2 separate regions of the Homo sapiens genome follow, and region 2 is linked to region 1. The links are chromatin contacts, found by Hi-C or POLR2A ChIA-PET in ENCODE. All regions are on one chromosome and are shown on one strand. Each heading gives the region's core, a stretch centred on a gene start or an enhancer-like site at or near the end of the contact. The rest is flanking DNA. Distances are from core to core; before and after follow the strand shown. Region 1 holds the start of YEATS2 (YEATS domain containing 2). Region 2 holds the start of MAGEF1 (MAGE family member F1).

Region 1 (3,308 bases), core at 502-3,001:
CTGCATGCCAGGCAGGGAGCAACAAGAGAAGTCTGGAATTCTGACATACCTAAATGTGCAAGCTGCAGCGCTCCAGCAGCACTATTGCAGACTCCTCCCAACGCCATGGCCTGCTCCCAAGCCCTACTGTGTGAGCCTTCTCACAGACTTGGACAGCCTTCCAAGCTACACCAAGGGAAGTCAGCTTCTAGCTTTCTTGGCACTTATCTGGGTATTTCTATGCTTTCCACCTCACTGTTAAACCCTAAGAGTAGGGGAACACCAACACACTCATCCTGACCTGTGACCTCACCCCCTTCTCCATGAAATTTGTTTATCTCCCCAGTTCCTATTATCTCTTGAGTCTTAGCTTAAGGTTCAAGGAAGCCTTTCTTAGTTTTTTTTTTTTTTGAGATGGAGTTTCACTTTTGTTGCCCATGTTGGAGTGCAATGGCTCACTGCAACCTCCACCTCCCGAGTTCAAGTGACTGTCCTGCCTCAGCTTCCCAAGTAGTTAGGATTACAGGCATGCCCAAATACACCTGGCTAATTTTTGTATTTTTAGTAGAGACGGGGTTTCACCATGTTGGCCAGGTTGGTCTTGAACTCCTGACCTCAGGTGATCCGCCCGCCTCAGCCTCCCAAAGTGCTGGGATTACAGGCATGAGCCACCGTGCCCAGCCAGGAGGATCTCTCGAGCCCGGAAGTGTGAGACTAGCTGTGGTGATAGTGAGACCTGTCTAAAAAAACCAAAATTAGCCTGGGGGTGGTGGTTCACGCCTGTAATCCCAGCACTTTGGGAGGCTGAGGCGGGTGGATCACCTAAGGTCAGGAGTTCGAGAGCAGCCTGGCCAACATGGTGAAACCCTGTCTCTACTAAAAATACAAAAATCAGCCAGGCGTGGTGGCGCGCGCCTTGTAATCCCAGCTACTTGGGAGGCTGAGGCAGGAGAATCGCTTGAACCCGGGAGGCGGAGGCTGCAGTGAGCCAAGATCATGCCACTGCACTCCAGCCTGGCAACAGAGGGAGACTCTATCTCAAAAAAAAAAAAAAACACAAAAAACAAAACACCACTTATATTTATTATGCGTTGATAAAAACATTAAATACATTAAAAATTTGGTAACATGTATGTAAAGTATAAAAAAAAAAGTGAACTTCCTAAACCCACCACTCAGCTCCAGTAGTAAATCGTTATACAGTGAGAAGGGATTGAAGGGGAACAGAAGTTCCCCAAGACCAGTTGGGAGGCTATTCATAGTCTTGGGCAGAGAGATTACAGGGTCTTGGGTAGGGTGGTAGAGTTACAACGAAAGAGAATGTTGGCCTCAAGTGATATTTAGGTGGAAAACTGGACTTGGATTGTCACTAGCTAGTGTGACTGAGATAAGTCTCAAGCCTTCCCTGCCTCAGTTTCTTCATCTGTAAAATGGGCTAGAAATAACTACTGTTATTTTGTATACCCAGCACTTAGCACATGGGTTGGCACAAAGATGGCACACACAAACATCATAGTCACTATTGTGATTAATAGGGAAGCTCATACACGCCGGCAGAATGAATATTCTGTCAAACTTGGGGTTGAAATTCGCCATCTTCTGGGGCAGGAAAGTGATGGACGACTGTGCCTTTGCAAGAATCGACGCCCACACTGCCCAGGAAGTGCCCTCGCGGGCCGGGGTCCCAGCCCGGACCAGCCCCGCCCCGCCCCGCCCCGCCCTCATCCCTGGGAGCTCCGCCCCGAGGCCGCGCGCGCCGCCGCGCGCGCCCCGACGCGCCCAGCTGCTGACGTGCGGGGCGGAACGCGCCGGGCGGGCTCCACCGCGCCGTGTGCTTCCGCAGGTTGCGGGGGTCGCTGGGGCCTTGTGGCGGGGCAGCTCCGCGGGGCTTCGCCCGCTCTCTCACCTCGCCGTGCTCTCTCGCGGCGGCCGGCGGGGCCCGCGCTGCAGCCGGAGACCCGGAGAAAGGGTGAGTGTTGGCGGGCGCAGGAAGGGACCGGCCGGGAGCGCGCCCCGCTCTCCGGGGCATTGTTTGGGCGGGGGCGGCGCGGGCACGTGCGCGCCCCTCCCCCATCGGCAGGCAGCGCGGCAGCGGGACCCGGTGAGGCCCCGGGGCCGAGGGGAGGGCAGGGAGGATCCCAGGTGCGGGCCGGGGAGCCGCAGAAGCGGGAGCCTGGAATTGGAACGTGAGTTGGGGGCTTCCTCTTCAGCGGGGCGCTGCGCTGAGGGGATACGGGACCCCGAGCCACAGCGGCCGGAGCTTTTAGGATGTTAAGCTCTTGGCCTTGGAGGCAAGATTTGGCCCCAGCACCAGAAAGTCGTGGGTTTACCGAAAGGATCCTGGAATGCCCCTCCAACCTGTCGCCATCCCCACCGGGCCTCCCTGGGATGGAGGGGAGGGGTCAGAGAGGCTTTGGGGGTCCAGGGATGGGGCCGGGGCCAACGCGCCGGAGCTGCGGGCAGTGCGGGGCGGAGTGGAAGCCTCGGAAAGTGAGGACTCCTGCAGGAAAGGCTGGCTTGAAGGGCTGTGGCCAGACTGCAGAAGACAATGAGGTTTTCTCCATCATGAATGTGATTATGTTAAGAAATAGAAACCAGAGGAAGAGAAATGCCATCAGCAATCTTACAGGCCTGACACATCATTTTTTTTTAGTTTGATGTTGGCTAGTATTTTCATCTAAGCATTCAGCAGTTACAGAGTTGACCCACGTTTTCCATTCCCTTTTCTCGCTCACATGTAAAAAATGCGGTATAATATTATATAGAATTCAGCAATATCATTTCCCCTTTCTTAATGAGTAGAGGGTATTCAGCGTAGAAAAATTTAAAAATACAAGCAAAGCCAGAGAAAAATGCCCGCAGTTTTACGATCTAGAGATACTACCCTTGGATGTATATTCCTGTTTGTGTATACTCTTTAAAAGATAGGGCAGATGATGCCCTGATAAGGAGTTTAGTTTTTCCCGGGAAGCCTTTGAAGGTTTTGAGAAGGCGAGTAGCATGATCCGACTGCTATGTAGAGGAAGAGGGCTGGGGAGGAACCTACGAGGTCAGTTACTGTGCTCTTTGCAGTAGCTTGGACTAGGCCCGTGGCAGGGAGATGGGGAAGTATAAACAGATTTTTAAATGTTTTAAGGTAGAATGAACAAGACTTGGATTGGTGAGGGAATGGTGGGAATCTTTGCTTTTTTGATTTTTGTTTTGAGCAACTGAGTAGGTGGTGGTGCTGTTTACTGAGATGAAGAATGGAAGAGAGAAATTTGAGGTGGGAAAAACGAATTCTATTTTAGATGTATTAAATTTTAGATGCATGTTAGTTATGAAGTCGG
Region 2 (3,308 bases), core at 532-3,031, 1.0 Mb after region 1:
AATTCTGAAAAAAAGTAGGACCTTTATCTTGTTTAGTATTCTATCCCCAAGTGCCCACACAGTGCATCACAGAAAACAAGATGCTCCACAAATGTTTAATTTATTAAGTGTGCCAGGGTATACTGCTAACTCATTGCATTTTAATTTTTCTCTAGATACTCAAATAGCTAAGCAAATGAAGGTACATGCCAGTCTTTCTTCTTTTATACACAACAGACAAAAGTGTTGGGGGGCTAGACACCAACCAGCTATTTTTTTCCCCTGGAACCAGATCATCATACTGCTGAGTTCCTTCAAACCATCAAAGTACAGCCTTCCTTCCAATGTTGCATAATCTGTTCAAAATCACAGTATAAATACAAAGTTCTTCCATCCATTTTACAAAACCAGCAAAACTCTACAATAAAATCCTACAGGAAAAAGTAGACCAATCTCATTTACAAACAGCATTTTAACAGTAATTATTAAATGTTACAAAACATAAGATACAAAATCTAAATCCTTAAAGTCACACGATTTCTACAGAAATAAGACCCTCGCCCCACCCATATTACTTATGACTCAGGACAGTAGTTCGTCCTCACGGGGACCCACTGGCCAACTTTTCACCAACCCTCACCAGAGGTGGATGCCGGCCCTAGCACTGGCCCTGGCCCTCATACTGGCTTCAGCTCTGGCCTTGGCTCTGGCCCTGTCGGCCTCGTCTGCTAGGGCCTCACGGTACTGCACTGGCCAGTGCTGCGGTTCCTTCTTATGCAGTTTGGCCACGAACCCCAGGACTTCCATCTTGCTGATTTCCAGGTTGCTTCGGGGACCCCAAGAGAATTCATATTCTGGTGGATTGGTGTGAGGCACCCGCCTGTAACTGAGATATCGCTGCTGCACAAAATCTTCCATAATAAGCCTCTTCGGATACCCAAAGAGGAAATGATACTTTGAGGGTTGCACCCCCAACCGACGCAGCATCTCCCAGACCTGGGCCTCCCTGGCGCTATTACCTCTCATATAGATAAGGCCCAGGATCATCATTAACAGACCCAATCTGGGGCCATCTCCTCCCAGATCCTCCTCCTCCTCCTCCTCCAGAGGTTTTAGTTTGTTGATCAGGATGTAAGTGTGGTGCTTGCGGTCAAACTGTTTCAGCTCAAAACCAAAGACATACCGCAGATGCTCTGCGGCCCTTGCGATGATGTCCGGGAACAGAATCTTCAAGTCTCCAATAACGTATTTCACCATCTCCGAGCGTGTGATGGGACTCTTCTTCTTGTCTTTCACCAGGAGGAACTGCACCAACTCCGCCACCGTCCGATTCAGCCGGCGGTAGGCCCTGCGCCTTGCCAAGGCTTTGGCCGCCAAGGCCCTCGCGCCTTTCCGGGTGAGGGCGGGCTCCGCAGCCCCCTCCTCCCTCCCGGCGCCAAGCTCCTCCTTGGGGCGCTCCTGCGAGGCGGTCGGGGCCCGGGTCTCACCATCATGGCCGCCATCCTTCTCCCCCTCGGCCTGCGGGACCGGGAGCCCCCTGCTCTCTGGTGTCTGCAACATGTTTTCGGGCAGGCAGGTGCAGAGCGCGTACACGGGCCGAGGGGTGTGGGAGCCGCCGCGCAAGCCCCGGGGGAGGGGTTGGACAGCGGCAGTGACGGCGGGAGTACAAGGAGCAATGGCAGCGGGAGCTTTGTGGCTGCTGGGCCGCACCGCACGGGAGTCAAACCTGCGGCCGCAACGCCGCCAGCAGCCGGAACCTGCGGCGCGCAGCCTCAGTCCGCGCCCGCGCGAGGGGCCACTTCCGGCCACCTCAGCCAGGACGGCGACCCTAGTGCCGCGCGCAGCCCCTCCTTTTCCGGTCCCTTCTGGGTTGGGGGTGTGCCCAGGCTGCTATAAGTGGAAATGCCCTGGAGGGTGGGGACGGGGGTGCGCCCTGTGACGGATTTTAGGCTTGAAAAGTCGGGGGCGGGGGAATGTAACCAGGACTCTCCCATCCAAGGCATGCAGACTGGGGAATGTTTCGGTGTACAAGAGATGAAATAGGGATGGAGTGCCCCCCACGTTCTTTCTGCAAGTGCCTATTTGTGAGTGTGTGTATCTGGGATTTTCAGTGCTTTACCGGGGCTCTTGTGCAGAGTGCACGGTGAAGGCTGCGAGGTAAGACTGTGCGAACCAATTAGTAAAGGATGCTAGGGAGACTGAAATTTATTCTGGACGTAAAGAGAAAATACTGCAGCGGGATTTAAGCAAGTGAGTGTCCAGACCAGATCTGTGTCTTCGGTTCTGGCGGTATTGTGGAAGATAGATTGGAGTTCGGCCGGCTAAAAGCTAGAATCCAGTTTGGAGGATTATTATAGTGCAAACTAGGAACTGGGACCCGGCCTATTTACTGGGTTGTATCCTCGGTGCCTAGAGCAGTGCCTGACACGGAGAGGAACTCAATAAATATTCAATGGATCATTATGATGAGGGAGTAAGGACAGCAGATTCCATGGGGATAAGAGGAAAATACTGAGAAGTACAGCAGGAATAGGGACTGGTTGGAAGAAAGGGGAAGTTTGTTCTTTTTTTTTTTTTTTTTTGCGCAAGTCAAATTTGACTACTCCCATGTATTTCTTTTCTTTTTCTCTTTTTACACACTCTGAGCTTTCTTCTGCTTCTTGCTCCTTCCTTCCTTCTTTCCTTCCCTCCTTCCTTCCTTCCTCCCTCCCTTCCCTCCTTCCCTTCCTGCCTTCCTTCCTTCCTTCTTTCCTTCCTTCCTTCCTTCCTTCTTTCCTTCCTTCCTTCCTTCCTTCTTCCCTCCCTCCCTCCCTTCCTTCCCTGTCAGAAATGCCCTCTCTATCACCTCCATTTCTCCAAATCCTGTCCACTATTCAGGGCCCAGTTTAAACATCACCTTCCCAAGCCTTCCTTAGTCACCACGCATAGAAGTTATTTACTGTCATCTCTGAATCACCTTAGCAATTGTTAACATCCACATATATAGGCTTTATTAGGTGCCAGGCTCCGTTCTAATCACTTTTCAAATATTAATTCATCAGATTCTCACTAATGTAGGTACTAATACCATCATCCCCATTTTATAGATGATTGTATCTTTTCTGTGACACAGTTTGCTACTTACTAGCTATGTAATCTTGGGCAAGTTACCTAAACTTCTGCCCTTCTGTTACCTTATCAGTAAAATGAGTATAATAGTAGTAACAGCATTGTGGAGATTATGTGAAGTAATGCACATAAGCATTTAACACAGTGCTTGGCACATATTGATATTCAATACATGTTAGCTGTTAATTAATGCATATTTTTATATGCAATATACAATATTA

Evidence for each region. Hi-C counts contacts between places; a loop is a spot of excess contacts on that map. ChIA-PET counts read pairs that join two places held with the same protein, here RNA polymerase II (POLR2A). Pooled maps may share reads with other maps.
Region 2: a loop to region 1 is called in a pooled map, with 14 times the contacts of the local background. The contact joins the promoter of MAGEF1 here to the promoter of YEATS2 in region 1. A Hi-C loop is called at or near these places in 4 of 50 pooled maps. POLR2A ChIA-PET finds 5 or more read pairs at or near these places in 2 of 52 experiments (PC-9 and WTC11).

Annotation. Positions count from the first base shown.
Region 1 is chr3:183,696,046-183,699,353 of GRCh38, forward strand. It overlaps YEATS2 (YEATS domain containing 2), which reads left to right and starts at 1,752. Exons shown (of 31, transcript NM_018023.5): 1 at 1,752-1,948. RefSeq lists a silencer at 1,657-2,126.
Region 2 is chr3:184,710,283-184,713,590 of GRCh38, forward strand. MAGEF1 (MAGE family member F1) reads right to left here and starts at 1,782. Exons shown (of 1, transcript NM_022149.5): 1 at 82-1,782. The coding sequence starts at 1,539. The coding sequence ends at 616. LOC107986163 (a long non-coding RNA gene) reads left to right here and starts at 1,961. Exons shown (of 5, transcript NR_160768.1): 1 at 1,961-2,136. RefSeq lists an enhancer at 982-1,041.